Linked DNA regions of Mus musculus: region 1 is linked to region 2. The links are chromatin loops, found by intact Hi-C in ENCODE. Cell type or tissue: gastrocnemius. All regions are shown on one strand. Links, peaks and the distances in the headings refer to the core of each region. The heading gives the core; the rest is flanking DNA.

What was found. Peaks named below come from ENCODE experiments on the same cell type or tissue, not always from the same donor. Only the 100,000 strongest peaks of a DNase experiment are listed, where the experiment ranks them.
Region 1: a loop joins it to region 2, with 2.5 times the contacts of the local background. A loop is called at or near these places in 10 of 42 quality-filtered maps.

What each region holds. Positions count from the first base shown.
Region 1 is chr1:93,299,530-93,315,528 of GRCm38, forward strand. Mterf4 (mitochondrial transcription termination factor 4) reads right to left here and starts at 6,350. Exons shown (of 4, transcript NM_178051.4): 1 at 6,296-6,350; 2 at 5,079-5,577; 3 at 3,189-3,373; 4 at 1,676-2,266. The coding sequence starts at 6,316. The coding sequence ends at 1,931. Gm28535 (predicted gene 28535) reads left to right here and starts at 6,435. Exons shown (of 3, transcript NR_151531.1): 1 at 6,435-6,578; 2 at 7,014-7,095. Pask (PAS domain containing serine/threonine kinase) reads right to left here. Exons shown (of 18, transcript NM_080850.2): 15 at 14,752-14,951; 16 at 13,267-13,400; 17 at 11,239-11,385; 18 at 9,908-10,720. The coding sequence ends at 10,563. It also overlaps a transcript of Sned1 not described here and the pseudogene Gm7867. In gastrocnemius, for the core only: no CTCF peak of the experiment used is centred there; a DNase peak (open chromatin) is centred at 6,386; H3K4me3 peaks cover 1,755 bases; H3K27ac peaks cover 1,148 bases.
Region 2 is chr1:93,164,168-93,180,166 of GRCm38, forward strand. It overlaps Crocc2 (ciliary rootlet coiled-coil, rootletin family member 2), which reads left to right and starts at 4,256. Exons shown (of 32, transcript NM_001310428.1): 1 at 4,256-4,635; 2 at 15,841-15,991. The coding sequence starts at 4,558. In gastrocnemius, for the core only: no CTCF peak of the experiment used is centred there; DNase peaks (open chromatin) are centred at 10,420 and 10,700.

The DNA of each region.
Region 1 (15,999 bases), core at 5,300-7,799, 130 kb after region 2:
AATTAAATCCCTCAAAACAGTCAGCGTCCACTTGGGAAATGTCATAGTGGAATCAGCAAACAGACAAGGTGGAGATTTATTTTTGTGTCCAACTGAAGTAATTATGAGTTGTTGGGCTCACCATTTGCTAATCAAAACTGAAGATGAGTAGATTACCTAATTGAGCTCACAGTTAGGATTCTATTCCGTTCTGATGAGTCCAAGGCCAAACACCCTACATTCAGGGAGGAGAGTGTCGATCACAAAAAGACCACAAAATGGGAAGAGTAAGCAGCAAAGAATGGATCATTGTTCTCAAACAGCTTTGTCCACAGCCAAGAACAGGCAGAAGGCATTCGTTCCCCTCTACTGCCTATGGGATGTGGGGTAGAGAAGATGGCTTGCTACGTCCTGCTTTCTGTGGAGAGTCCAACAGGCAAGGACACGCCCTTGCCAGGAATGAGCTTGCCTCACATACCTGCCATAGTGAGAACTGTGTGTGTGGAGGGTAGGGGTGGGGGGAGGAATCTTGGAATGATTGCTTTTCTTTGTAAACACCCTCCTCTTTGCAGTCAGGTTCCAGGTAAGTCAAGAGCCGCCTCACCTTGGTGCTGATTCCTCACAAAATGCACCTCAGATCCAGCAGTATCTCTGCTTTAGACAGAAATGATACATCAGGTCCATTTACAACACACATTAGCTGTAGTCACAGTACTTTTGTGGGCCAGGTCTTTGAGCAGTTTCTCAGCTTTGGCATTGCTTTGTGGGCCTAATTATTCCTTATGCGGTGCAATGTACAATATTTTACAGCATCCCTGGCTCTGACCACAAGATCCTGAGGCCATGACACACACACACACACACACACACACACACACACACAAATCCCCAAAGATTGTCAGATGTCTGGAGGATTAAGGTCATCCTCACGTAAGCACTGGATTCAGTCTAAACACAAGGCCCACATTGGGTTTCGTGTGACTGTTAAATGTCACCAAATGGGGGAAAAATACTACCAAGCACTCCTGACTTTGATCCTATAACCAAAAAGCTTTCTGCATCACCCTGTGCAGTTTCCTGAGGAAGAGGCACAGACAACTTTCCAAGAGGCCTCAGTTCTCTGACCCTCTAAGCCTGAGCTCCACCAAATCAGGCCTCTCCTCCAGCTCACCTCATCCTAGTCCCAGTACATCACATGGCTCCACTGCACACACTCCACACTGCCCAGTGCTCCCCAGTGCTGGTCTCTGAGCAGCTCACTCTTAGCACAGTCTACAGAGCCAGAAAGATAGGAGGCCTTGAAGTGGCAACCAGCCAGGAACCAACATGAAGGCCAACTTGCCCAAGCAGGAAGGGTCAGCAACTGACAGAGAAGCATTTTGCTAGTCTGACAACCGTGTGACTAAAGGACATGTTACTAACGTAACCAACTGCCTCTCACTCTGCTGTACACTCAACACGTCAGAAGGCTGGGAAATGGTGTCAGATTTAGAAGCTGCCTATTGTGTGGGAAACCTGCTACTTGTTTTCATTAAATAAAGTGCTATGACATACTAACCCTCATGTTTCAATTTCATGACTTCATCTTTACTACTACCTGGACATACAAAGTACTCCTGAGCCGAAAGGCACCTCTCTCTCCACATGGTTTTGGAACTAGCACAACTTATTTTAACAGAGAAAAAGACTCCAACCTGGAAGGGTTGCACCCCCTGGATTTTGACAGCCGAGTCCTTTATTTAGGATGGAGTAGGGCCTCCCAAAGAACCCACAACAAAGCACCCCTCATTTGGTTTGGTTTATCTACCTGTATCTCCAGTGGATCATTACAGGTTGGTTTTTTCCCCCATCAAAATACCAGTGTTGGGATCAAAAGTGCTTGAGAAGATCCAGGTGAAGGTCCCCAGCACTTCGAGAATATGAGAATGACCTCTGACACCCCAGTGCTGTGTCACAGTAGCTCCTCCTCTTCCTCCTCTTCCTCTTCCTCCTCAGATGCATGGCTCTCAGACTCCTCCTCCTCCTCTTGATCCAAGAGTTTTTTAAAAACTTGAAACTCCTCGACAGAGGAACAGGCTGTCCTGGCCAAAAACTCAGCTTCAGAAACTCTGAGAATGTTCCTCAGTGAGGGATTAGGGATCTGTGTCTGCCCCTTCTTATCAGGGGTCTGGTACCGTCCAAGGCGCTCCAGGTAAATGTGTCTCTGCTTGATCTTGGTTATTGAATACTGTAAGAAATTCGTCCTGACTATGTCTAGATGTGTGAGTCCCATCCTGAAATATGCATACTGAAAGATACAAACATGTTCAGGAATCCATGTAGAGAAACCTGAAGCCTGTCATTCCAACTCAAAACAAACTTTAGTCCAAAGTCATTAGTTGCCTAATTAGAAATGGTAGAATAGCCACTGTAGTATAATACCAACACTTTTATGAAATCTCAAGTTTTCAAAGCATTTCCAAATTCAAGCTGAGAAAAATGCATCAGAAAACAAAGGGGCATACAGGGATATACTTTTCTTTAAATAGGGCAACAAAAATCATGAGTGTAGGAAAAATCAGACCCAAAGAAATCCTAAGATACCTAGGAACCTTTAAACACATGTGTGAGCATGCAGCTTGTTTTATCTGAGTATGTCCCAGCAGTGCTTCAGAGCTCAGAGGCCAGGCTAGCTGGCCCACAAGCCTCCAAGGACGCCCTGACTCTACCTCCCATCTCCCCACAGGGGTGCTGGGGCACTGGGCATCCAGCTTAGGTGGGTTCTGGGGATCTGGACTCAGGTCCTCATACCAGCTTTGTTTGCTTGTTTGGTTGGTTTTTAGAGACATGGTCTCTACATAGCCTTTGCTGTCCTGGAACTCACTGTGTAGACCATGCTGGCCTCAAACTCAGAGATCCGCCTGCCTCTGCCTCTGGAGTGCTAAGATTAAAGGAGTGCCCGCACTGCCATCACAGCTATGCACAAGTGCTTATGACCTATCTGTCACTAAACTTTTAGGGCAACTGTCACAATTTCTAAATCTCCTATACAAAAAGATGCCCCAAGGGTTGTAAAGTTTACCTACTTGGACCTGGAATGGGGCAGAGCTAAACAACAGGTTTGCTTTGGAGAGGAGAAAACTGAGGTGTTTTACTCAGAGGCTTCAGACCCTATTCAGCTTTAAAAACCTGAACACTCTGCCATCATCGGCCTAGTCACTTACTCTCACCTGGAATTTGTATTCTAGCTCGTTGGGGTCCTCCTGCAAAACAGTGGGGCATCTGTGCAGAACGTCTGTGATGTGCTGTGCCGTGAACAAGCACTTCTCCCTGAGGACCTTCACAACTCGGTCAATGTCCCGCTGATGCATGGTGAAAACCTCAGGGCAAACGGACAGCACCCGCTTCAGTTTCCCTGTAGAGTGTTAAGCAAAGCATGTAACTTTGGCATGTTCCCGAACGCCAAGGGCTAAACAACATTTAGGGGCTGGTAGATGAGTCAGTGGGTAAAGGCACCTGCCAGCAAACCTGAAACTTGAGTTCAATCCCCAAGACCCACATTGTGGCAGCAGACAATCAACTCTAGAAGTTGTCTTGTGGCACCCACATGGGGGCACAGCAGGATCCTCTCCCTCCACAGGACTGCCCATTCAGAGATCTACTTTCCATGAAGCACCACGCAAAGGACTCTTCACAGACCCAACAACCCTCCCTATGTCCCTGCCTTTTTCTAGTCTTCTATCTGAAGGCGGCAACTTCATACTCTAGGTCTCCTCTTGCTTGCCTAGCATAGAAAGCTTCCCGGGGATTCACTGGGGAATGTTAGAGGAGAGTGGTTTCCTGCACAGTGGGGCTCAGGCTGCTGCTTCTCTCTGTATAATCTAGACATTGTATAGAGACTAACAATCTCTAGACTTGAGAGTCTGAGCTCAATGAAGAGGCCTTTAGGAACAATGGTAGGAACAAGAATATCCAGAACACACAATTATAAGTAGTCTGAGCGTGACCATGTGTTATATCCAACTGTATTATTGTTTGTTTTGTAGGGTCTCCTTGGAAGGCCTGGAACCTGCAGAGCTCCATCCTCCTGACTATAGAGTTCAATTAAAAGAATGCACTACCACACCCAGCCTCCCCGTGTTTTACTGAGTTACATTAGTAACTGTATTCAGACAAATGATATAAGCAGGGCTTCATAAGTGAAGCAAATGGTCTTCTGATGAATAGTTGTGCCGATTTAAAAACTGGAAACTTAAAAGCCACTTAAGACTGTCAAGTAACTTTCCTAACAGCCTAGCTTCCCTGTGAAGAGGCGTTTCCAAAGAGTAAGCTTTATTTTCTCCTCTCAGGCTGTGCTTCACACACTGACTGAGCTTGGGCTTAGATCATGTTACAAGAGACAACGTGTCAAGGGGAACACAGTTATCTTTTTGCTTATCTTCTAGAGGAGGCATGCCGAGACACCAAACACAGTGGGCTCTAAGCCTCCCCACTTTGGGGGTGAAATCTTACCAGGAACAGTCAGTAATGAAATAAAAGCAGTCAAATGGGTAGAGTTCACTGGAGAGCCCCACCTCCCTTCTCCAGAAGGGTGACAGCTGTTGGAAGGTGGAGGGCACTCTAACAGCCTTCCAGGAACCGGGCACCATCAGCTCTGAAAGCTGTGTGTGGGATGTTTTTGCGGAGGTCACACATTTGCATACACATACATCACTACCATAGAGCAACACTAACCCACCAAAACCAGACTCCATGTCCCCATTGATCTGGAGCTAGAGATCTCAATGAACACACAGGAGGCTCACTTTGGCCTTGGTTCTCTCTTCTTGGGCTCCTCTATCCCACATCCCCCTTACAACGGCATCTGCAGAGAGCCCACTGCACATCTTCTTGAAGACACTGACCTCTCCTCAGCAAACTTTCCTACCTCACTTCCTCTGAGTAAGGTGTGTTTAGCCCACAGCACACATGCATCCCAGGGTATTGATGAATGCAGCCTAGCTCATTTGTAGGTGACAATTCCATGCCTTACTATCAAAAGGCTGGACATCCCTGCTAGGGTAAGCTATTTTCTCCCTAACTGACTCCTCTCCCTCTATAAAGTCTGCTGCATCTTATACCTTCTCCAAGGCCAAGCTTCCGAAGGTAACTGGAACGCCTCTTCATCTGCATGCTAGACAGTTTCAGCAACTGGGGATTTTTCTTCAAGGCATTAAATACAGGCTCTGGGTTCAACCCCAAGAGTAGGAGTTCTGAAACTATACCCAGCAACTGTTGAGGATGGACACTTGGCTGTATACTAAACAAGCTGTGAATGTGGGCTTCAGCAAAACCCATGTCCTGGAGGGAACGGATGACCTTTTCAGGCTCCAAGGACTCAGGATCCACACAAGGCTTCTGTTCCTCATGAAGACACTGAACAAGTCGTGTCCTGTTTTCTGGTTCCTGCATGTACTTTTGGGGTGTAATGCTGGAAAACTCTTGAAAGCTTCCTCTACCGGGCACTGTAGTCAGTTTGCAAGACAAAGAAGGGCTCATCTGTTTCTGTTCTCTGAGATGAGGGGTCTGCCTAACCAAACAGGCCCAGGAGAGGGCCAGTAGACGATGCCACTCAGGAACCTGTAAGGCAGAGCAAAAACAGAATCAGTCCCACCTCAGAATAATGACCACCACAAGATTACTGAGCCAGTAACCTTGAACCTCAGCTTGACCCTTGGCCCACAAAAGCTAACAGTTTTTGTAAACAATCTGTAAAATCTTCTCTGGGTCTAAAAAGTCTCCAAAGAATAAAAGTAGCATGCAAACGACCGCACTTACTGAAGATATTGAAGCATAAGCAATATCTACATACTGAAGATACAGGGCACGAGCAATAGTATTTGGTTGAAAATTCTGAACCTCAGACTAGCCACCAGACAGGTACACTACCTAATTTCATTCCAACAAAGGATAGTTTTGTTTTGTTTTTCAAGGATCCCTTCCATTAAAAGAAGAATATTTGGGGGAAGGAATCTGTCGATTTGTACACAGTAGCCCCAGGTGTTGGGACTAGCACATAACAAATTAAGCACAGAGCATCCGGTGCCCGCCAGAATGGTCTCAAACACCCCGCTCTTGCCGCTGGTGGTGGTCCAGGCCTCCCTAGCCATTAGGCAGCACACAGCCGAAACTCCGGAGAAGCCAGAAGCTATTCTGAGGGCCACACTGTCTGTGCACACGCCACCCGGGAGCGCTACTGCCACAAGGTGCCCAGACCGGAACACCAAGAACCAGCGTCAGCGCCTCCTGAACGTCCCGCCAACAGCCGCTGTGAGCCCGGGACCTAGGGCAACCTCACCTGCCTTCCCAGCGAAGCCATGGAGACCAAGCGAAGAACAACTGTGAGACCGGAAGAGGCGGTCCTTCCTGGCTCACAACGTCCGGCCTCCGATCTGTGTCCGCCGAACTCCCGGGGTGTGGCGTTCTTTCGTTCCGCAGCCAAGCCCTTGATCCCAGATGCTCGTGCCCAGCACCTGCAGCTTGCAGGTGCAGCTCCCTTTAGTTGGGCATACTCGGTTGCATGGTCTCTGCCAGGAACAAGCAACACTACCTGGGTTTTAAAACTGCTCTTCAGAGTACAGGTGAAACCAAACTACCCCGAAGCGCACACCGTCGTTTTCTGTTGTGAAACTACTTTTACTGGGGCCGGGGGAGGAGGGGAGAATATGACAAAAAACAATCACCTGTGTTAAAGATAGTACAAGGCCAAATAAGATAACGCTGTGATTGTGGAATTAGGATCCTGCAGACCAAAACCAAATTATCATGGATTATTCTTAGCCTTTTTGAAATCCATTCATCGTCCACCTGTCTAACTTAACAGCTTTGTGACAATGAATACCTTTAAAATATATTCCTAGACCAACAATGGTTTTCACCAATCCAAAAGCCAATAGCATCACTAAATAATATCTAAAACTGAGTTAAGTGTTTTCCTAGTTTTGCCTTATCCTTCCTATCTGTGGTCCCCACCAATGTGTCTGGTAAATGCCTTGATTTATGGCTTTATTCTCTAGCTAGTAATATCTCACCTAACTTCATCCATGGTGGAGAATCTTTTGGAAAAACCAAATTTGTGTTCCTGGGCTCATCTTTGAGGTAAGTAGGTTTGTTTGTTTGTTTGTTTGTTTGTTTTTTAACTTTATCTGCATTTATTTTATGCTGAATTTATTCACGTGCCATGAGTTTTTGTTTCTTGTTTCTTCTGGGATATCCTTTTCTTCTGTGCAACCTCCTCTTCTGGCTTTAGAATGATCTGTTCCCTCTCAGTGAGGATCATCTCAATGTGGCAGGGGGAGCTCATGTATGGGTTAATCCGGCCATGAGCTCTGTAGGTTCGTCGGCGCATCTTAGGTGCCTTGTTCACCTGGATGTGTTCAATGACAAGAGAATCTAAATCTAAGCCCTTAAGTTCAGCGTTACTCTCTGCATTTTTAAGCATGTGCAGCAAAAATTCAGCACTCTTTTTTGACCACCGACCAGCCGCATTGTTTGGCCTGGGCGCACCTACTGACTCCACCATTATAACACCGGAATGGCACACATTGCTTCTTTAAAGTGATGTCCTTCAGATACTTGGTGGCTTTGCAGATATGCATACCCTTGATGGCCTGGGCAGATTCCCGGGTGTTCTTAAAGTGAACACGAAGGTTTGAACCTCTTGATTTGCATGATTTTGGGGGGTTTTTCTGGGTCAAGAGAGTAGCGAAACATCTTGGCAGATGACCTCTGGCTGCTTACAGGAAGAGAGGAGGTAAGTAGTTTGTGATGGACACTGTAATACAGCAATAAGTTCTCAGGACAGCCCAAACTCTCCCTGAAATGGTTATGTACAGATCTAGACCCAGATAAAAGTATTTGGTAAGTTCTGTTGTTTACAGACTTGTGTTTAGTCAGCAAGATGGCTCAGGAATTCAGACACTGACCACACCAGCTTGGTGACCTGAGTTTGATTCTAGGGACCCATGCAAAAGTGAAGACACAAACCCACTCCACCGAGCTGTCCTTTGAGACAGACAGACAGACAGACAGACAGACACACACACACACACACACACGAAGGTGTCTGCTATTTTTAAAAAACAGAATATGGCCCAAGTAATGAAATTACAGGGAAAATGACAATAGCCCTCCCAGCCCAGAGGTCTGGCTTCACTTATGGATGGAGCACCAGAAGCTTCCAAACCAACCTCTATGCACTGAATTTGCATCTTAGACATGAAGGTGTCTTAGTCAGGGTTTCTATTCCTGCACAAACATCATGACCAAGAGACAAGTTGGGGAGGAAAGGGTTTAGTCAGCTTACACTTCCACATTGCTGTTCATCACCAAAGGAAGTCAGGACTGGAACTCAAGCAGGTCAGGAAGCAGGAGCTGATGCAGAGGCCATGGAGGGATGTCACTTACTGGCTTGCTTCCCCTGGCTTATTCAGCTTGCTTTCTTAGAGAACCAAGGACTACCAGCCCAGGGATGGTATCACCTACAAGGGGCCCTCCCCCATTGATCACTAATTGAGAAAATGCCTTGCAGCTGGATCTCATGGAGGCATTTCCTCAACTGAGGTTCCTTTCTCTGTAATAACTCCAGCCTGTGTCAAGTTGACACACAAAACCAGCTAGTACAGAAGGGGAGGGAAGAAAACAAAGAAGCTGTGTTCTAACAGCTGCCTAGATTCCACCACTTCTAAGCCATACCTATTTCTTGCCGGCCTATTGGCTGCTCCAGAGAAAAAGGATCTGGCTATTGCATCAATAAACACATAACTGCTTTGTGCTAGGCAATGATCTAGTGCTGAAGTGCTTAAACATCTTTTGACAGAAAGATTCTATCTATAGAGGACAAGAAAGTTGTAATCTGTATAAAACTAAAGAATTACTTTTGTCTTAATTTTCTTCCTAAATAAATATTATTTAAGCCTTTACACCTAAAGCCTAAGGAAACTCTGCCACTCCAACTTTTTGAGAACAATCTAGGAACCTGAACAAGTCAGCCAGCTCTGAAGCAGTGGTAGCTAAGACACAGGGTACTGTGAAAATCTGGCGGCATCTTCAGTCCTCACCAAATTTCATTCTTAAATCAGACTTGAAATTCCACGGGAAAAATTATAGCTGCTGCCTCACAACTTTAGTCTCAAGGCTTTATCTTTGGTTTTGTTCTTCTGCAAAGAACACTCATAAGGCATCGGACTGTAAAACCAAAAGCTTTAATGATTTTCTTTTCTTTTCTTTTCTTTTTTTCTTTTTGGTTTTTTGAGACAGGGTTTCTCTGTATAGCCCTGGCTGTCCTAATGATTTTTTTTTCTAATATAGAAATGGTTCTTGGAAAGCTGGATTTTGTATCTTCAACCGGCTATACTCCTGTCTGGGGGAAAGAACAATTCTGCAATATCTTGTGTTTTATGTGTAATAAAGACTATAAGGGAAAATGTTTGTTTCATTCTTGGAAACAAAGTCATCTGAAATCAAAAGCTAAAATGTCACTAACTTCTGAATGTCACTAACTTCTGGGAACTGGGTCCTAGAAACCGTCACAGACACTGGTAGGGTTGAAGCTCTTCAACTAGACATAAAGGTATAGTTAGAGCCCGTCACATTAGACAAAGTAGAGCTGAGCCAGTCACAGGATGTCTGAAAGTACTAGCAGGGCATTATGGATTAACAGATGACTAACAAGCCTGAACCCCCAGACCAAACTAGGACAGATTTCTTTTTAGCTATAGTAAATAGGGTACAGAAATGGAAAACAAAAGTCAGGCAGTGGTGACACACGCCTTTGATCCCAGCATTTGGGAGGCAGAGGCAGGCAGATTTCTGAGTTCGAGGCCAGCCTGGTCTACAAAGTGAGTTCCAGGACGGCCAAGGCTACACAGAGAAACCCTGTCTCGAAAAAACAAACAAACAAACAACAACAACAAAAAGAAATAGAAAACCAAGTTTATCTCATATAGTCCTGGCCAGTTTAACTGTTAACTAAGTAGCTTTAATTTGGAAAATTTTTAAGAAAATAAATAAATATTCTGGCCATTTTTGTCTGGCCACTTCTATAGACTCCATACATCTGTCACATGTCACATGTACCAAGTCAGTGGGAAAGAAACCTACACACAAAACCAGGAAGAACTGGGCATGGTGACACACACCATCAGTCCTAATGCTTGGGAGGCAAGCGCAGGCAGATCTGTCAGTTTAAGGTCTACCTGGTCTACATAGTTGAGTTCCAGGCCAGCCAAAGTTACATGGTGAGATCCTGTCTCAAAAACTTACAAGCAAAAACAAACAACAAAAATAGAGAACTTAAACACTCCTTGTGTCTTTCTGAGGCTTACAACTTAAAGCCCTTTAATAGTACAGTATAACTGAACATTAGAATGATTTTCAAGGTTATAAAAAAACATGAATTACAAGTCTATATCATAAACCTAAGAAAACTAGCATCGCAGGCTCTTGTAGCATTTGCATAGGAATCTAGAAGCAGAAGTCATCCCAATCCTTCACAACTTCCTTTCTCCAGGTAGAAAGCCCTGAAATCCATACAACTGCCCAAACCAAAGAGCAGGAGAGCTTGCTCAGCTGACTGGCAAAGAGGGGTCCTTAAGATGCAAGCAGTGCTGGTCACCACGAGTCTCCCTGGGAGCAGGAGGCCCACAGAGACCCTCTCTCTGAGCCATTTCACTTGGACTCCTACTCCCAATCTCCAGACTTGCAGCTGACAGCAGGCCACTTTCTGAAAGATGAAGATAATACATTGCATATTAGCAAACAAATTCTAAAAAAAAAATGTTTAGGACAACAGAATGGAGAGGCAGTGGCTTCTGAACCCCCAGTGGTGATATTCTTGAAGTATAGAGTCTGCTAAGATGCTAGTGAAGGGGTGCTAATCTCCAGTCTGGTTCCCCAGGGGCTCTGACTTGGGGCTAGGAAGCCTTGTCTGAAGAGGCATGTCCTGTGTGGAGCCCCATAGCATCATGTTCAGCATCTGTACCCTTATCCCTCTTTGGACCAGACAACTGACTCTCCAAACTGTTGCCTTCCCACCCCTCCTAGCCAGGGCTATTATAAGCACTTGTCCTCCCTCTAAGGGTCTCTGCATAATCAAGCCCTATTTTTCAGGCCAGCCACAAACTCTTGACACATGGATTTAGGACAGAAGGAGTCTCAACTAGGATGGATGATCACCTCCCCACCCCAAACAAAGACAGTAAGAAAAGGAGGGGAAGAGGAAGGGAGACTCAGACTTCTCACCTGGCTGGTTGGTCCTACACACCTCTTCCCAAGTATAGCTAGCAAGGTTCACAGGCTGTGTCACCCAGGGGTCCCTGATCAGCTTCTCCAAAGTGGTCCGCTGCTCAGGGCAAGGCTGCAGCAGTCCAGACAGAAGACTCATAAGTTCTAGGGACATAAAGAACACAGGAGGATCCAGGCCGAAGTCAAATGGAACACATCTCAGACCTATAGATTTCAAGCTATCCTGCCTCACAGAGCCTCCCACAGGGCAAGGAGGCAGCCAGGAGTTCTAGGGCATCAAGGCCTGGCCTGATATACTCAGGAAATGCATTTATGAGCCCGTCAACTCCAAAGTGTTAGTGTGGAAGTTGAGATCCAGATCACTCAAAGCCCAGACTGTCTTCTTACAAGGTGCGCTGGCTAGTTTTATGTCAACTTGACACAAACTAGAGTTATTTGGAAAGAGGGAATTTCAATTGAGAAAGATGCCCCCACCAGACTGGCCTGTGGACAAGCCTGTGGGGCATTTTCTTGAATTGATGTGGGAAGGCCCAGATCACTTTGAATGGTGCCAGTGTGAATGCGCTGGTATTCCTGGATCTTTAAGAAAGGAGGCTAAGCAGGCCATGAGGAGCAAGTCAGAAGCAGCACTCCTCCATGGCCTCTGCATCTGCTCCTGCCTCCAGGTTCTAGCCGTTTTAGTTCCTGCCTTCACTTCCCTGACTTCCCTCAGTGATGGACTGTGATGTGTAACTGTAAGCTGAAATACTTTCCTTCCCAAGTTGCTTTTGGTCACAGTGTTTTATCTCAGCAACAGAAACCCTAACTAAGGCTGACACAGGGGCTTTGGTGTGAGTGATTGTGGAGAGACATGACACGCAAAAGAAAATGGTAGCCAGCTGAAGCATCTCAGATCAGTCTGTGGGAAAGTAGACTAAGCTGTAACAGGACCCCAACAGTAATTTGTACTTGGCCCTACTTCCTCCAAATGTATTTACGTGTTGACCAGGGCCTCCCTGAGCCTTGTCATCAGGAACGCAATCTGTGCAGCAAGAACCCGTGGAGCATCACAGTCCACCACTACAGCATCTTAGGGATCCACAACTTAGTGAAGCTCCACAGCTAAGTACATCCCTCCACAGTATGCATGCTGGGAACTCCACCCTAATGTGATGGTGCAGGGAGTAAGCTGTTGAGAGGTGGTTAGAGTTTGAGGAAGCCATGGGTGGGAGAGACAGGTGAGCTGATGTCCTAAGAGGTAGAAAAGACTAAGTTCCCTGTCTCCACCATGAGGACATAGAAAGAAGGTGCCATCCACGAGCCAAAAAGAGGTCTCACTGAGAACTGAACCAGCCACCACCTTTACTCAGACTTTCAGCTCCTGCAACTGTGAAATGGCAGTCTGTTAGTTAAGGCCCTATGTGTGATTCTTAAAACAGTCAGAGGTGTCTAACCTACACAGAGGCTAAGGCAGACTGAAGATCTGCCACCATGTGGGTTCTCCCAGTGAGTGACTGCTGTGGGCCCACAGGATGCCAGAGTGGACGGGGCCGGAGCTGCCCCTGACACATCTGCCAGCTCCAGGAGCTCCGCTGGGCTCCAGGCTCCGGAGGCCCTGCTCCAAGCTTAGGAAGCCTTCCTGGCCTTTGACTCCCTGGCTTTCATTAAGGATACAAAGTACCACTTGGCCTCAAGCTGCTGTCACAGCAGCTCTCAGGACATTTTGCACGTGAGCTGCTGATGGTCAAATCTCCTCCTGCACTGACGTTACCCTCTTCCACAAATGGGGCTTCTGACCTCAGATCTGCTGCTACAGATACTGTTACTGACTGCAAAGTATCACTTTCAAGAGGGCCTTGAAGGTCCAAGGGACATTAACAGAAATTGCCAAAATGGTTTTGAGACATTAAAATTATTATGCTCAGATCAAAATGTTAGAAGAATAAAAAAGAAAGGTCAAAGAGGTCATCAGGACAGAGGAGACAGAAACAAAAGTGCCGAGTTCTCAGCTGATGCTCTCCTTTGCCACCTGGCACTCATGCTCACCTTGGGAAACCAGGAATGGGGGATGAATAACTGCCTCCATGGTCTCCTCCACCTCACAGAAGGGATTCTCCTCGAAGATGAGCGTGTACAGGGTGACCCCCAGAGACCACATCTCCAGCTCTGGCCCTCTGTAGCTGCAAGGAGGAAAGGAGACCAGTTCAGAGTTTCTCTGCACTCACTCAAAGCTCATGGAGCCAGCCCCGACCCTGAGGGCCAGAGCCTTCCATCCCCAGCCAGAGACTCCAATTCTCACAGTGCACTCAGGGTTGTCCCAAGCAAGAGACGTATGCCACGTGGAAGGATGCAGAATGAGACAAGGTCACACCCGAGAGGCCCACAAGCAGAACTAGCACATGAACAACTGAAAAGGATGGGCAGGGAGCAGAGAGCACAGTGCAGACAGGAGACAGGTACAGTACACAGACCACTAAATACTGAGATGGGCGTTTCATGGCCTGAGTGTGGAGCAGCAGACCAGCCACACAAAGCATGTATAGTGAGCCAGTTGACATGCAGTTCCTCCTCAATACAAACTACATTCCAGCCAGTCTTGCTACTGGGCTTCTTATATGGGCAGCACAACAAGCTTTATTTAAATAATGACTACTGGAACTGGAGACACACCTCCAGTTAAGAGCACTGGCTGCTCTTCCAGAGAACTTGGGTTCCATCCTTGCAACCACATGGTAGCTAACGACTGTCTGTAATTCCAGTCCCAGGAGCTCTGACTTAGCTAGGTTTCTATTGCTGTGATAAAACACAGTGCACCATCAGGATAGCTAAGACAGGATTGTGGAGCAGGAAACTGGAGGCAGGAACTGAAGCAGAGACCGTGGAGGAATCCTGTTTACTAGCTTGCTCAATCTGCTTTCTCATGCAACCCAGAACCACTCACTCAGAGATAACACATCCCACAGTGAGTTAGGCCCTCCCACATCAGTCATTAATGGAGAAAATGCCCCAAGGGCCAATCTGGTGGGGCATTTTCTCAGTTGAGGTTTACTCTTCCCAAATGACTCTAGTTTGTGTCACAATGACAATACACTAACCAGAATAGGATCCAACACCCTTTGCTGGTTTCTGCAGGCACTGAACATGCTACACAGAAATACACGCAGGCAAAACACCCAAACACATAAAATAAGAAAAATAAAACTCTGAAATAATGATTATTCCTGAAATTGAGAGTACGTACAGCAAGTTACAGAGGAATCACTCGAGAATTCCATCTTTTGAGACTTTCCTCTTTGTTTTCTATTTTTCTAACTTTCTGTAACATCAAACCACAAACAATCAAAAGTTGAAATAGTAGAAGAGACCCCTTATGTCCATGTCTAGCTACCTGCACACTTATTTGCAGAACATTTTCCTCATCACTCAATAAAAAGGCATACACTGAAACCATTTCTTCCTAAAATCACAACAGTCATGGGCTTTATGTAAGAGGCAAGAAGAGGGCAAACTACAAGAGTGTGTGATACGTACGGATTTCCAATGAGAACCTCAGGTGCACAGTATTCGATTGTTCCACAAAAGGTATAAAATAGTTTGCCCCTCTCTAAGTAGGCAGCTGAGCCAAAATCTATCAGCTTAATTGTGAAGTCCTCAGCAATCACAATGTTCTCATCCTTGATGTCTCTATGGATGATGCCTTGGGAGTGCAGGTATCCTACAGCAGACACTAGCTGGAATCAGAGGAAAGGGGAACACTTCAAAAGCAATTCAAGTAAAACATGCATGTACACTAAATATTAACAAGAAAAAAAGAAAAGCATCAACAAAGCAAAGATAAACACTGTCCAATGCATGGTGCTGGAGGCGTGGTTCTGCAGAGTCAGGAGGCATAGCAGCTCTGGGAGTCCATCTCTGTGCCTCACACAGCAGAGTTTGCCAGAAAGCAAACGTATGGCTCACAATGTCTCTACTGTTACTACTAACTAAAGAAAGCCTCCCAGCAGACACCTGTCCCACAACCATCTCAGGAGGAAAGACAGGCCGAGTCCACATGCACAGGCACTGTGTGGACACCTCAGCTAACAGGACAGGAAAGCACCTTGTGCAGAGGGCAGGCTACGGTTCAGTTCGAGGTTGAAGCAGGAGCAGATGATCCTGATGCAGGGCTCTAGCAGCTCCTCTGCATAGTCTGGTCACCATCATTCCCCAGACAGCACATCGACTACTTTGTGGAGTAAGTGGCCTCTCAGGAAGTAGGTTATATACAGGCACTCTGCCTCTGGGGGGCAGTCATCATAACACCCGTCTGCCCAGGCACTGTGTCTCCTTCAGTAAAACTAATTATACCACAGTTTGGATAGCAACTGGAGCAACCAACTTAGTAATTTCATGGACATAATCAATCATTTTGATCTTTAGAGTCAATGTTATACTTCCAAATAAAAATCTTTTTCTTTTTCTTTTTTTTTTTTTTTTGGTTTTTCGAGACAGGGTTTCTCTGTATAGCCCTAGATATCCTGGAACTCATTCTGTAGAGCAGGCTGGCCTTGAACTCAGAAATTTGTCTGCCTCTGCCTCCCAAGTGCTGGGATTAAAGGTGTGCACCACCACGCCCGGCTATAAAAATCTTTAAATCAGAAAGATAGTTAATGGCATGTCAACTAAGGTCAATCAATGAATAAAGAAGTATCCATTATAAACACTTGCCTGCATATTTACATATATAGATTTTTAGAAACACACAGGCATGCATGTACATATACACGCAGACATATATAC
Region 2 (15,999 bases), core at 8,914-11,413:
CTGCCCCAGTCTGCTAGAGATCCTACCCCGTGTTCCTTTCTCTGCCTTCTGTCTGTCTCTTAGGAGGAAACCCGAGGCGGCATCTCCCCTAAGGACTCCCCTAGGGGGTCACAACCCACAGGTTGAGAACCGCTGTCCTAGGCGGTAAGGACAGAACTATGGGGAAGACCAGTCTACAAGATGTCTTCAAGGCCAGTGTGTGTATCCCAGAGTCAGCAAGGCTAGTGTCATTCCCCAGCTAACTGACAGCCTGAAGCTGAGCTGCTGTTTGCTGGGACTGGATGATGGAGATCCAAGCTTAAGGCTGGTAGAGCAGAGACTTGAGGGGAAGGCAGGATGACAGTTCCCAGGGACTTCAGCATCACCAACGAACTTCAGAGGGGCTCCAGGCAGGAGCTGTTTCCCTTTCTCATACAGCTACATAGGCATGCCTACAGAGGGTTCAAGCCATAGAAAGTCTCTGCTTTCACACCTTCCCCTGGTCCCTCACATGATCTGGGGAGAGGCAGTATCAGAGTGTGGACCCCAGGGGGGAAGGTTTTACAAGAAAGGGAGGCTAGACCCCATCTATTCCTGCAGCCTGCCCAGCATCCATCCATAGAGGAGGAGGGGATCAAGGCCACTCGAGGAGATCATCTTCCCATCTGTCCTTCATTGAGTTTTTTGCTCCTTTTTTCTGCCCGTGTAGTTCAGGGATGGCGGGACAGTCTTCCTTCTCAGGCTTCACCTTCTCCCACAGCCCCTCTGTTACTCAACCTCTGGCCTCAGGCCTCTATCAGAAGGATGATCTGGGCTGGAAGCACCTTTCACATTGCGCAGCCGTCACTACTACCATCCACTTCAGAACTCTCTCTCTCTCTCTCTCTCTCTCTCTCTCTTTCTCTCTCTCTCTCTTTCCATGGTCACGCTATGTATCCCTGGCTAACCCAGAACTCACTATGTAGACTAGGTTAGCCTTGGACTCACAGAGCTCCACCTGTCTCTGTCTTCTGAGTGTTCCGTACGCCCCACCATGCCCTGCCAGACACTCCTCTTCTCAAACAGAAACGGTGTGGCCATGAGACACTAGCTCCCCACTCCTCCCCAGCCTCAGCACCGAATGGAGGAGAATGGGTGCTTCTGTCTGGAGATCTGAACTTCTCTAGGAACTTCACGTAGATGGAATTGCTCAGTCCTGTCTTGTTGTGGCTGGCTTACTTCACTCAACCTGATGTCCTCCAGGTCCATCCCTGCCACAACATGTGTCGGTACGTCCCTCCTGCTGAATACAGCACAGTCATCCACTGTATGGACAGGCCAAATAAGTCTTATCTATTCACCCATCAGCAGACACGAGGGTTGCTCTGAACATGGCAGCCAAATCTCTCCATCTCTGTTTTCTGTTCTGGGGACACACCCAGGCGTGGAATTGCCCAGTCACGTGACGTGGGTTTGATTTTTGAGGAAGTGCCATCCTGTACTGAAGTGGCTTCTTCTTTCACATTCCAGCAGCAAGGCCTCCAGTTAATCCGCCCTGTCATCAGCTTCTTCACAGTGGCCACCCTAACAGGTGTGACGTTCATCTCGCAGTGTCCCCCGAGTACTTAATAAGGTCATACATTTCTGTAGGCTTTCTGCCCGTTTATATGTGTCCAACAGAGAAATGGCCATTCCCATTCTTGGCTCTTTTTTTTTTTTTAATTGAGCTGAATGGCTGAGTGTTAGGAAATTCTTACATAGTTTAGATTTGACTCCTCTATCAGATAGATGACTTGCAAGTATTTTCTCACATAACAACCCATGTGCTCTGTTTTCTCTTTCTTAATATTGCCCATCTGTGTGTAATGATTTCATGTTGATGGAGGCTAAATTATCTGCTAACGTTGACATCCATGTTTGTACAGTTGTATCCAGGAAGTCACTGTCAGATCCCATGTGCCGGACCTTCCTCATTTCATTCATTATGCTGTGGTCCTTGCCAAGCTGTGAATGGCCAGCAGCCCCAGCCCCTCTCCTACCACGAAGGCAGAACTGACCTAGAGAGAGGTTCCCTGAGCCACCCTAGCAGTCACTATCCAGGACCATCCACCAAACATCCTTTGAGTAGTCCATGTAAGCACAGAGTGGGCAGAGGGTGATGCCCAGGGAACCCCTCAGGTCCTCCTTATCTGGACCCCTCAGACACAGTTGGGGGTCCCTTCTTTATCCATCCCCCGCCTTATGAATTTCATAATTTGCCATCGCTGACCCTAACCTTCTTAGGGAAGGGACGTCAGAGGTCCTCCTGGAGGATCCTGTATGTACCTTCTGTGAGCAGGCCAAGTGCCCACAGCCTCACCTACCCTGGCCTCTCCACCTCACTCAGGAATGAGGATGGTGTCATGCAGCTTCAGAAGTAGCTCGGATGCCTGGCCCTGGAGTGGCTCTGGCATCCCCCGAGCACAGTTCATGTGAGGGACAACTCTCATGAAGAGGGTGGAGGGCACAAAGGAATGTGATGCCCTGTCCTTACTTCCCAGCCCCAGGATAGCCTGTCTGGCTGGAACTGCTCTGGAATCTGACTTGCTGTCTGTGGTCATCTCTGTCCCTTTGGTGACTGTATGCCCCAGAGACAGGGTGGACTGCTCACGGGCTGAACTCACAGGTCCAGCGGCGGCAGCCATTGCTCATGAAGAGTGACTCCTGAGGGCAGCCAAGGCTGGTCTGGTCTGGGTTGCAGCCCCTTTGCGGTCAGAAGTGCACGCCCTGTAGGCTCTAGCAGGAAGTGGGCCCTGTGCACTGTACTTGTTCTGAATCATCACAACCCAGACACTGGACCAAGGCTGACTTCCCACTATTGCCAATGTGTCCATGCCTGAGGCCAATCATAATGGTGTACGAGTTCAGTACCACAACTGTTATGAACCATTCTCCAGGGAATTGGGAATCCAGGGTTTGTCGTGTCCTGGGGCTGTTTCTGGTGAGTTTTCAGGTATGGAGGAAGAAATGACGGCAGGAGCCTCTCTGAAAAGGAGTCTCCCTCCAAGTACAGAAGTATTGAACAGTCTGCCAGACAGGTGGGCACAGATGGGGCAAAATCGGTCACATGCTGGGAGAATGGACAGTGGGGACAGAGCATGCCCTTGCAACTGTAGCAGGACAGGAGGTCCAGGGTTCTGGGTCCAACAGTCCTGTTAGTTAGGAGAAGGGTCAGGCCTAGCCAAGGCCCTGCTGAGACACACTGTACACAATCTAACAGGATTCGTTGAAGAATATACTCTGGACTTGCACTGAAAATTCTCCTTGTCATCAATAGCCCTGGACCAGAAGCTACACTCACGGACCACATAAGGGCCCCAACCAACCAGTATCCAGAGTGCAAGGATGGGGGTCTCAAGCTCCTGCACATGGCCAGGAGGGGTGGATCGGTGAACAACATCAAGGGCTTTCGGACAAGAGAGGAGGACAGAACAAAGCATCTGTCCACTGGCAGAGTCCATCCTATGACCTAGAAATGGATATAGGGGTCAGGAGGGATGCCTGAGTAAGAAACAGGGTGGCCCCTCCTGAGAACCAGCCCCCCTCTTCCTGGAACCTCTCTGTCATGAGCACACTGTGCCCAGAAAAATAGATGGAATGTGCTTGTGTTTTCTGTGTCAAAATTTATTGACTAACAATGAACATATAAGATTTAGCAGTTTCAATAACACGTTTTACATATAGTCCCACCTGCTTGGGTAGCCTGGCCTAAGGTAAAGGCAGATTCTCTTGTTCTAACTTTAATTACTAATGTTAACGCTGACATCACATAGCACACAGCGAATCTATCTCTCTATCTGTATGCATATGCATGGATTACAGAGTGACTGCGCAGAAATGGCAGCAGAGTTCAGAAGGTCTCAGAAGTAGGTTGAGCGTCTGTATTGGTAAGTTTAGTACCAGATTAGTACCAACAGGGTAACTGGGGAAGGATGCATTCTCTATGTGTCTAAGTAGGGCACTGCAGAGCAGGTAACCTGCCAGGCTCCAAGAGGAAACCTTTGCTACAAAGGAAGACCTTTGTTCCTGGGGAAGCTCTGTCCCTCCCTAATCCTTAGACATCTGTGACACACATCTCACTACCGATCACAAAGTTCTTTGGCACATGAACTAAGTCAGTTAGTGACCCTGAATGGGCTTGTGGTCTGCACCCCTGGGTGTGATCAGCAAGCAAACAAGTCTCCCTAAACAGTAAACGGGGGCTCTAGGAAGACGCTGGTCCCTCCCTCCGGTCAGCTTCACTCCAGGTCTCCGGGGAAACCGCTTCAGGCAACAGTGTTCCTTAGCTCTCACAGCAAGCCCTTACTCCTATTTCCAGGGAAACCTGGGCACTCAGCGTCCTGGTTGCCACAGCAACACTCATGGGCTTGTTTGGCGTGTGGTCTCCACAATCAAGGTGGGGCATCTGGGTGCTCAGGAGCAAGTGAATTCAACGGGCCAAACCAGCACAGTGGCTCCAGGTACTGCACACAGGAAGGTACTGGGTGGTTGAGGCTCAAAGAAGAGACGTGCTGAGGAGCCCAGGTACAAACTATTTGAGGTCCTGTGCTTCTGCCCAAGATGAGCTCCACTTCCAGCAATCCTGATGATGGAGACACCACGGAGCAGTCTCAGCTGGGGTTGGACACAGTGATCAAGGTCAGTGAAGTGGCTGCCCCCTCCGTGACCCCTGGAGAGCAGGTCTTGAGAGCACTTTTAAATAGGACGCTGCCCGCTGCCTGCTGCCCGGCGTGCAGCTGCACCCCCTCCTCCCACCCCCCACCAGGAGCACATTCTACCTGCGCACATGCTCAGTGTGAATATGAGCGTGCAAGTGCAGATCTCCAGACAGGCGAAGTGGCTCAGAAAGCCAGCACCCCTCTGGAGTCCTAGGCTTGCAGCCTGCACACCAACGTGGAAGGGACAGGGTGAGGGGCTCCACTGTGTTAGTGGCTAGGTATGGGAGCAATTGAGTCTGAGCTTAGAAGAGGGGCTTCAATTTGGAGATAACCCCAGTACCCACTCTATAAACTGCAGAAGTTCCATTTCTATCTTCACAGAACTTACCTGGAAAATAGGAACAACACAACTGGTCCTGTATCCCTGTCCCCCTCACCATGTCCCATTACTAAAAGCCCACCTACTTGCCAGCCCACATCCCTACACTGTCATCATCCAGCCACCCCAGCCAGACAGTCCCCGACCACTGGGGACTCACTGTACCCCAGATGGACCTGCTGACTCAGAGAGTTCATTAACCCAGCTCTCAGACCCTCAAAGCCATGCTGCAGGGGGTTGACATGGTCCTAGGTAAACAATATATCAGATCCCCTGAGAGGAGTAACCAACCGCACAGATGGTGTCAGGTGGCTAAATAGCCTGTTAGCATCTTTGTACACATAGACATACACATCTGCCCACATAGGACAGACCGTGATGCAAACAGAATATTAAAGTCAGTTGGGGTGGAGGAGATGGCTCAGTGGGTGAAGACAGTTGCCTCCGAGTCTGATGACCTGAGCTTGATCCCTGGAAGTCACGTGGTAAAGAAATCCAACTCCAAAATTTACCCTCAGACATCTACACACACACTACGGCACATACACACCCCAAACCCACACACAACTAAATAAATGTAATTAAAACAATAAGTTAATTGATGCAACAAGAAAAGAGAGTGTCCTGGGTGGGTACTCTCACCTGAGCGGACACTGGCACACTTCTACCCAAAGGGTCTCAGGCTGAATTCTGACGGCAAGGCCGGTGATGGGTTCAGAAAGAGAGTCAGCACACCAGAGCTCACAGAACACTCACAGCCCAGCACCCATTGGCTCATACATCATCCTGTAAGGACCTGACCAGCTAGCTCCTCGGAGACTTGATGGTGGGAGGGCATGTCTGTATGTGTGCCCACGTTCTTGAGGTAGAATCCCAGAGTGATGCAAACATCTCTGGGCATGGTTGTTGTGGGGTGGAGGGCTCTGCATGTACCTAAGCCCACTGTCCCTGGGAAGCTGAAAGTCATACCAAGCCTGGTGAGGCTTTTCTGTCTGCCCAGCCACACCTGCTATTTGCGCAGCAGTGATTGAGATCTCTGTGCAATTACCTGAGGTGAACATGCAGCAGGCAGGCGCCATGAGATGCCCAGATAGCCCTATCAGACCAGTGGCAGGGCTCTAGGGACCTCCCGCTCCTCTGGCTACACACAGGGAACCGGGAGACTCAGAGAAGGGCAAAGCTTGAGTGGGAAAAGCCTCCCACAAGACCAGAAGTAAAGGCTTTGACGTCAATCCACTCCCGGTACCTGGAAACGCTCCCCAGCATCCGTCTTCCTTGGGACAGATTTCCCTTCTCCTCACTTCATCTGCACACATGCGCACACATAGACACACACACACATACACACACCCTACTGCACAGTATCCCAGAGCACCTAGCCCCACAGGCCACTTGAGAGCTAGGACTGGAAGCCAGACTTGGGAGCCCTCGGATTGGTCCCTGAGGGTAAGACGTTGGCTTGGTGAGTTCAAAGACCCCCTAAAATTACACACGAAAGGAAGGGCTCACCATGCATCAGGAAGAGGGGCTTCTGGATCCTCTCAGACCCAGAACGGACAGTACACCCAAGTCGGGTGGGATGTAGTGTGGGAAGGTTTCCCACTCTTGAGTTGGTTGCTTTAATGGCATAGAACTTTCCAAACTATTTCTTTTGGGTAAAAGTTCTAGTTTCTGGGAACTTGTCCATTATAAATTTTCATATTTGTTGGCTATTGCTGTTGGCTGTTGCTGTGGTTTGGGTGTGGTTTGAATGTACCCCCAAAGGGTTCATGAGCTGGAAGTCTAGGGAGCGATGCTAATGAAGAGTGGAAAGCGCTTAGGTCATGGGGCATGGGCCCCAGAAGGATTCGGTGTGCTTCTCTCTGGCCCCCACTTCTCTCCAGAGTGAGTTGGGGTCTATTTTTTAAAGGCAGCACATCTGTCTCCTAAGCTGTCTGACTTCTTCCTGCCATACACCCTATATTCTGTTCCTTCACACATTACATCCATCATGATGGCATATGCCATGTTGAGTTATAGCCGGACACCTTCCCAGTGCCCAGCAGAGGTGCTGTATCCGGCATCATGAGCTCTATGACTCCCACTTCTGTATAAGGCTCACCCTCACCATAGCATCAGGATAGTATGCTTCTGTCTTATTAATATCATGGGGCCGGAAGCAGGGAGAACAGCTACCTCTGCCTCCCAATACAGTGTCCAGAAATCAAGACCTTCTGTCTAAGTCCAAGAAAGTGCTGGGTCTCCCTGGCTGGCACCTGCTTCTTCTTCATCTCCTTGGCTGGTAACATACAGTCTTGTCTATTGCTGTGATAAAACACCATGATCAAAAGCAACTTGGAGAAGCATTTTACAGCTTGTAGTCCATCGTCCTGGAAGTGAGAGAAGGAACCTGGAGGCAGGAGCTGATGCGAGGCCATGGCGAAGGGCTCCTTACTGCTTGCTCAGTCTGCTTTCATATACTGTCCACGACCACCTGCCCAGGGGTGGAACTGTCCTCAGTACACTGGGCCCTCCCACGTCCATCATTGATCTAGACAGACTTGCATACAGGCCAATCTTATAAAAGCATTCTCTCAGTTAAGATTTACTCTCCTCAGATATGTCTAGGTTTGTGTCACGTTGACAAAACTCAGCCAGCACATTCCATTTTATGTTTTTATATTTAACCAACCCACACATTGATTTTTCCTTTGTTTTTAATTTGTGGTTTTGTCCATCTCATTTGAGATGTGTGTGTGTGTGTGTGTGTGTGTGTGGCTGGCTCACTGACTTTCAGTCTTTTTTCAATTTTCAATCTGTAATAAAATATAAATAACATAAAGCCTACCCTTTTGCCTATCTTAAAGTGAAGTTTCAGTAGCAGAATTTGCACTATTCTCAACCATTACCAGCATCTGGCCCCAAAATGGTTTCATCTTCTCAAACTGTCATCGCCATCAAACACCAACTCTCCCTGGCCATGGCAGCCACCGGCCTGCTCCCTGGCTCTGTGTATCTGGCAGTTCTAGGAGCCTCATGGGAATTGAACTGAATCTGTCAGCTTATTCCACTTAGCACAGTGTCCCAGAGGTCCTCCCATGTCGCAGCATGGCTGAGCAGCAGTCCCTTCTGCGGGGGACCACACGTCGCTCACCGCTCACTGGGTTTCCCTCCATGGACCACTGACCTGCCTTCCCACTGTGAGCAATGCTACCGTCAGCAGGGTGCAGGTCCATCTGTCTGGGTCTCTGGTACCCTTATTGTGGTGTCTGTTCTAGAAGGGCTGTGGGCTCTAGCTCTAATTCTACACGCATCTTTTTTCTTAAAGATTTATTATTTATTTAATGTATATGATGAGTACACACTGTAGCTGTTTTCAGACACACCAGAAGAGGGCATCAGATCCCATTACAGATGGTTCAGCTACCATGTGGTTGCTGGGGATTGAACTCAGGACCCCTGGAAGAGCAGTCAGTGCTTTTAACTGCTGAGCCATCTCTCCAGCCCCTACACGAACCTTTAAGGAACGTCCACCTTATTTTCCTGCAGCGGCTCTGCTACTTTACATCCCTGCTTTCTTCTGCATTTAAAGCCAAACTTCAGCTGTAGGAACTGTTTTCTCTCACTCGGCTCAGCTGTGGGTGGCAAGCATGACTTTAACCCTCTGGATTCACCTGTTCTAACACTAGCTTCCCAGGGGTAGTGGCTAGGGCTCAGCCTCACAGGATGAAGCACTTCGGACACCATCATAGACTGCCCTCTGCCCTCTGCCCTCTGCCCTCTGCCCTCTGTCCTCTGACTGGCCAGTTAAACCCGAGGTCTCCTTGAGCTCAGTCACCCGCACAGCACTTGACACTCAGGCTTTAACATCCCTGACTTAAACATCCACTCTGTGGATCAAGGACACCCACAAAGAAGTAGGGCAGGTACAGGGAGAGGCGTAGAGCAAAAGCACCCCGTTGAGGTACATGCCATCCCAACCCTGCATCTACACCAAGCCCCTCATTAGGGTTTTCATGGGTGCCTCCTGTGTAATACTACTGATTAAATCCCCAGTGACTTAAGAACTAGATCACCAGATGTCTTGGAGGTGGGCAGAAAGATCTAGAGCTCTCCTCCAACCTTGGTCATCCTGGAGCCCACAGGGACCCAACCACCCATCTCTCACTCCCCCTTCAAAGTCATGCTTCACTCCACAGATCAAGGGTACAAGGTCCCGGGAGTGCAGGCCCACCCAGGACAGGAGCCCACAGTGGTCCAAGTGTGGCCTGGATTCAATGCTAATCATATGCCGTCCAGGGAAGGAAGTACTGACTATCTCTGTCCCCAGAGCCACATGTCCAGACACCAGTGCCACTGCGCTGACCAGACATATCCTCTTTCAGACCTTCTTTCTCATGGTCCAGAGACAGGCTCAGCCTCCTCACCAGAATATGCCAATCCTTGACAATGGCACTCCAGTTTTCTCTCCTGTCTCGCCCACCCCTCTCTCTGCTCCCTCCTCACCCCGTGTTCTTTATCCCAGGCCTTTGCTTGCACTGCATTGCAGGCTGACCACCTTCCCCAGGAAGCCTGTGTGGGTGTCAGGACATAGAAGCAGACAAGACAGACAGCCTCCTCACCCTGCTGAGCAGTCCCTGCTGTGAGTCATTTTGTTGTTAGTGATTCATACCTTTGGCGGTTCCAATAAGGCTTTCAATGACTTGTGCTGGGAACCTGTCTGAGCCTGTTTGTGTGCCAAGCATTGTGCTCGGGATGGACGGGTAAGTTGTCCCCCTTCATCTTCATCCCCTGCTTCAACATCTAGTCCCCTTGTGACTTTGCAAGCTTCTGCTCTAAGGGCAATGCCCCAGCTTGGCAGGCATAGTGTGGAGGTGGGGAGGGGAGCCTATCAAACACAGGAGTAGACATTACCAGGTACAGAGCCCATCAGACATCCTGACCAAACCCTCTGCAGAAGGCCAAAGTGCTCTGAGCCTCCAGCTGGCCTGCTCATGGCCATGCTAGTTCACTGAAAGAATGCAGGGGGACCCATGGGCATCCAATCAGATGCATACTAGTCAGGTGACTGTCTAGAGATCTGCATATCTAGCAACTAGTCCCACAAGTGTTTGGGAGCTCAAGGCTGCGTCTCAGTCCTAGCACAGACCCTGTCAGCAGTCCCGAATAGTCTCACACAGGGGAAGAAGGGCAGAGTTTCTAAGACAAGCTATCTTATTTTAAAACATCTGCTTCTGGATCATGGCTAGTGCTAAGACACTTCAACCCACTTAATATGCCACAACTTACACACTGTCACAGGTTCTCTTACTATCCATAATGTTGGATGGAGACCCTGAGCCCAACCTCAGTTCCAGAAGTTGGGCAAGACCGGTTGTCCTCCTGCAGTACCAGAAATGGCCACACGGGGGCACTATTGTAGCTCGGCACACAGCATTAGCAGCAGGCCTAGCCACCCCTGAACTATACTGGGTTGTAGGACTATTCTCCACTCCACATCAGACACCCAGACCGGTCCTGAGATAGTATCCAAGTTACACTGGGCTTGACAGTTGGATACTCTCTCCCTCAGAGATTTTAAATGGAGGTTTGGGAGTCCTGCCCTTATTGCTTGCTGCTGAGTTCTTTATTTGGAAGGTACCAGTGAGTCCTGCCTTTCTCCGTACCTGAAGTGGCCAAGTTCCTTTTGAAATCCACTCTGCTCTCCCCTGGGGGCCAGGACCTAGACTGTCCACCTGTCTGTGGCCGCACTCATGAACAAGAGACGGTGAATTAGCTCATGTGTTTTGCCATTTCTGCTTACTGACCACCATGCCTGACATAGGAAGACCCTGCAGGGCTTTAGGGAGTGGACCAGCGCTGCTGGCACTGTAAGAGGACCCCAGAAAGTCCACCAAGGACTAACTCTGTGGAGGGAGAAGCAGTTGGGACTTCACATTCATGCCTTGGCCTTGGCAGTACCTGTTTAGTTTGGCTGGGAAAACAGAAACCAGCCCTCACCTCCTCAGTTGCATCGGGACAGAGTTTAATGGGTTGGGTTGGGTTTGGTTTGGTTTGGTTTCTCCTCTATCTGGAAGGAGAGCGCTGGCCTCACCTGCTGGGGACCATTTCTAGTACCTGCCAGGTCCTAGTTGGGCTGACTCTTAGGCCAAGAGGGGGAATACCTGAATGCTCTCTTCTGTCCCCACTGCTTGAAGCAGCCGTGAAAGGACACCCTACCCCTGCATCCTCACCCCCACACACACCTCCCCCCACCTCAAGAAGCCCCTTGTGGTGAACAGACTTGACACTTCTTCCCACCCAACCTAGACAGCAGCTCTGAGAGCTGAGAAAGGCCTTGCACCTCAGAGTCTGGGCTCCGATCGGCCCCTGCCCTTCCTTACCAGTGGTTGTGCTTGGGTATTGCTTGGATTCACCTGCAGAGTGATCCCCGTCCAGATCTGGAAGGGACACACATAGACGGGCCATGCCTGTGGAACAGGGTTGGAGGATAAGATGCCCCCCACCCCTAAGTTGGAGCCTATCCTTGTGATGGGATCTTATCCTGGCTTCAGACTCGAATTGAGGGCTGAATTTCCACATCTGCAACAACCGCTGCCGCCCCACCCCCACCCCGCACCTTAATGTTTGAGTCAAGATCCAGAATGGGGGAGGGTAGGTACCCCGTCCTCAGAACTCCCCACTCCAGTCAGTCTCCAGGCAAGGATAAAAGTGCAGGAGGTTCCTAGGCCACAGGGACATAGAGCAACTAGCTAAATTCACAGATGGTAGCAGGACATATCCTTGAGCAGTGTGTTGATGGCACAGCGGGGCCCCTCCTCGGTTCTCTTAGTCCTGCTCTGACCCAGAGGGTGCGATAAAGAGGCATGTCCCCTAGATAGGACTCCCTCAACAAGACCACAGCCAAGTGGGAGGCAGTGGTGTCTGTCCCCACTGAGCCTCCAACACACCCATTTGGAGCTAGATCTAAATGCATAGGTTACTGACAGGGTCTTTGGCCTCCCTAAGGTCTTCGGCATAGGTCGAGCTGACACGGAGGGCAGTAGGGAGGAAAAAAACATAGCAAAAACTCTCTGAATCTGAGGTCTTTTAGAAAAGTGACCGTGGAGATCCCTTTTGCCCAGTCTTGGTGTCCTTCCCACAATACGAGCCCCACCCCCACCCCCACCCCCACCCCCACCTCCAGGCTATCCAGGCTTCCCGCTGCTGCGCTCTAGATCCTTCCCCTGGCCCTAAAGATGGTGACCCACCCAGGCTGGGGAGCCACTGGTAGCAGCAATGGACAGAGCCTGCGGGGCAGAAGCTGGAAACTCTCCTAGCCCCACTCCCCACCACGACCTGACTTGGGTATGGGGAAGGAGGCGGTCCCGGGTGTGGTCCCAGGGGATCCAAGCCCGGGTCAGCACAGACCCTTGCACGTTGTAGCAGAGCCCCGCGCCCCTCCCCCGCGCCATTTGCGTGGAGGCAGGGCGGCCCTCGTTTGCAATCCTCCCGCGCGCGCCTGGGACTGGAGGCGGGAGGGGAGGGCTGGCTGCCAGGGACGCGCCCCTCCCGCTCCCCCTCCGCACCCCTCCTGCTCTGGCTGGGCGTCGACCCATCGCAGGCACCGGGCCACAGCTGGAACCTATTACGCCCCCAGCGCCTCTCGGGACGTCCCGGCTAATAAGTGACCCTCTGTAAACGTTAGGAATGAGTCAAGTTTGTGCTGCGCCGCTGCTTTCCCGTTAGCGGGTGGCGCCGCTGATGCTCCGGGGAGAGGAGGGAGGGGAGGCAGGGTCCTTCCGGCCTGGAGGGAACCTCTGAATGGAGCCAGCATCACGTCTTTAATCTGAGGACCTAAGGTTCTGTTTGCCACTGGACTAGGCCTTAGTTTCCCCCCCCAGTGCAAAACAGGTAACGATGGCTGGGCACTTCCCGCTCTAACTCTTAGAAAGGCCAGAGCGGCCTTGGTGGTCTGAGCACCCGGAGTCTGCCTGGCCAGGGAGGAAGTAGCAAGGGGAGCCCTGCTCCTCACCAGTGGAGCCCTGCACCCAAGGAAAGCTGTTTACCACCCACTCAGAGCGAGGCTGGGAGGTCCTCTGGAGGAAAGAGAAGAGAGGGCACCTTCCCAAGACCACCTAGGGGAGTTAAATGCAAAGCCTTGGAGAAGGTTAAGTCTTTTCCCAGCCTGAAGAACCCTGGGCTCACTAACAGCATCTGACCTTTGCAGGGCTCTCAGGGACCAGGACAGGCTCTGTCCAGAGCCGTGCAGAATCTGGATATTGGAGTGACTCCAGTCTGGCTAGCTTAAGAGAGGAATGGATACATTTAGGATGCCTAGGTGAAAACCATGGCTTATCTCCACAGAGGATTCAGAGTGGGAACAGGCCTAGCTACGGTTGAGAGGGCCGGGTAAGGATGATGGGGCTACCTGGAGAAGCAGGGCCTCCTCACTAGCCCAGGCCTGGGAGTCAGAACCAGGAGAGCTGCAGGCTAGAAAAGGCCTCCAATGAGCTGGGAGTCGGGAGGCTTCTGAGTGTCACCTCAGGGGACTCTGGGTAGGAAAGGGAAGGCGAGTCCCACTGTGGAAGAGAAGGCGGCTGCTGTCCTGAAAAGTTTTGGGAGTGGGGGCCCCTGGCATCAGTCACGGGTCATTAAGGCACTGCCTTCAACTCAAACATCCTTCATGGACAGGGCAGGTTGGCCACTGTGGGCTAGTCTTAATCTTCAGTCCTTTATCCTATACCTGGAAGCTTCCTGCTGACACAGAACAATACTGCCCACAGGCCCTGACAATGTCTTCAGCTCAGGGTCATTCCTTCCCCAAGACATGTGCCTCCGCCAAGAAATCCTACTGAGAATCTGAGATCCTACAGACCGCGTCTAGGTAGAAACCATGGGTAGGTAAGGTGTTCCCGTGGTGTAGGTGATCTTGAGTTTCAGAGACTTACAACCTGAATTGCCAAAGCCAGAGGCCTATAACACTAAGTGTAAGTCAACAGACTCATGGCTCCGAGCTTTCAGTCAGAAGCTTATTGCTTGAGGTGCTTGAGGCAGTGTTCTGGGCTCAGAGAACCTGTCAGTATCCTTAGTTCTAAGCGCCCAGACTCCTGCCTCTGAACCCCTCAGGACCTCTCCCAAATTCTTCTGTGGCTTTCAGTCCCTGTAGTCCAGGCTCTGCCCTTTGGCTCTCACTGATTTCAGCTCCTTTGCTACCTTTAATTTCTCCGTTTCTGCCCTCCGTGGCTTTTGTGAACACCTCTGCCTGTGTTGTATCTATTTGAGTTCATAGCTTCAGATGCCAGGGCTCTTGGCTCCCGGACTCTTTGGGGGCCTTTAATGCTGTAGCTGCTGCTACTTTTGCTAAGACCTGGAAGCTCAGGATCTTGTCTACAATTCATGCAGCCAGCCCATGCCGCCATACAGCCAGCCCACGCCGCCTCACTCGCACGATAAAGACCACACGTGGACAAACAAACCATCGGAAGGGAAGTTTTTATAGCAGCGGCCAGCAAGCTGCTAGGATATCTGGAAAATGCACCACACGCTTGTGGTCAGCCAGGTACAAGCCCCATGCTGCTCAGGCCCTGGGCTCTTTGTTGAGTTGCTGGAGAAAGTGCTCACCCTTTAGTATGAAAGGCAACAACTACAGAGTGAGCGATGTCGTCGGGAGTTCATCTCACATCCCTGCCGATGATCAAGAGTCGTCGACACCAGCACACAACTTCTAAAACAGGAATTGCAGTCCCAGCACCCCAGGTTGTGATGTTTTTAGCAGCCGTGGGGTGGCTTCCTGGTGATGTTCATGGAACATTCAGAGCAGCTGGACTACCGTGATAACAGTCCAGTTGATTGCCAAGAATGAAGCTGGCAGTTTAATGGCTCTCTGTCCAAGGCAGCCAGGCACAAGGGAAGAGTGACTACTGTCACAATCAAATCTCCTAGCCCTTAGCAGCCTAACTTGTTTGAAGGAAATCACGAAAGGGTGCCTACAACGAGGACTCTGTCATCGATGTTAATGCCCGTAATGTTGGAAGGTATCCTTCCTAGTCAGATGCCTCACGAAGAGCCAGGCTCCTCTGATGTGTCTCACCAGTATTCTAGGATGTGATGCTCACATTGAACCTATGTGGTTTTCTCTCCTGACAGCTCACTAGCTCAGGACCCACCAAGAAAGAGGGCCACTCTAGCTCCCCTCTGGGGTAGGCTGAAGGGGACATCTCTGAGATGCTCTCAGAAGCAAGCACCCTCTGCTGACCTTTGTCACCTTGTGCCTATCTAGTCTCACAGGGTCCAGCACACCCTATATGATGGCTGGGCCTGGGTTCTTGGTCCTTTACCTGTAGTGTCCCCTTCCCTCCCCAGGCTTGTGATCACCGGGTGGGCTTTGGGAGCCTCCCTATCTCTACTGGGCAGACGATCCTAACCATTCCAGGTGGGGCAGGTGGTGGAGAGTGTTTCTGTGAACAGACACAAAGGCACCTGCCCCGGGTATCCCAGAGAAGCTGACATGAAGAGTCGGCCCAGGACTCAGCGCAGCCCGCTTAGCGTTGGGAAGAATGAGCTAAGCTAACCTTGGCCAGGAGTCCTTTCAGATACCCATTCTCTTGATTTCCACATGTTTGCCAAAGCACTGCCAGAGACTGGCACAGTCCCACCCCACAGGTGGAGAGACTAAGGCATGTGGTTTTGGTGACCTGCCTGGCCCCACTCTGCTATCTTCAGGACTCTTTGCTACATCAAAGTGACCTCATGGCAGCTCCCGTTGACAGCACTGGGCTTGTGTGAGGCGCCTGCAAGCTGTCCCGCCAGGGCCCATAAGAACCAGGACTCTTGGATGTTTTTCAGAAGTTGGAGGACACCATCCTGAGTCCCATGGCCAGAAGGGAAGACCGGGCGCTAACTGTGCGAGGAGAAGGTCAACGGGCCTCACCCACTCCTGTGCCAGCCCGTATCCGAGAGATCGTGTCGAGCAGCCTGGGTGAGGAGCCACTCTCAGGTGAGGCT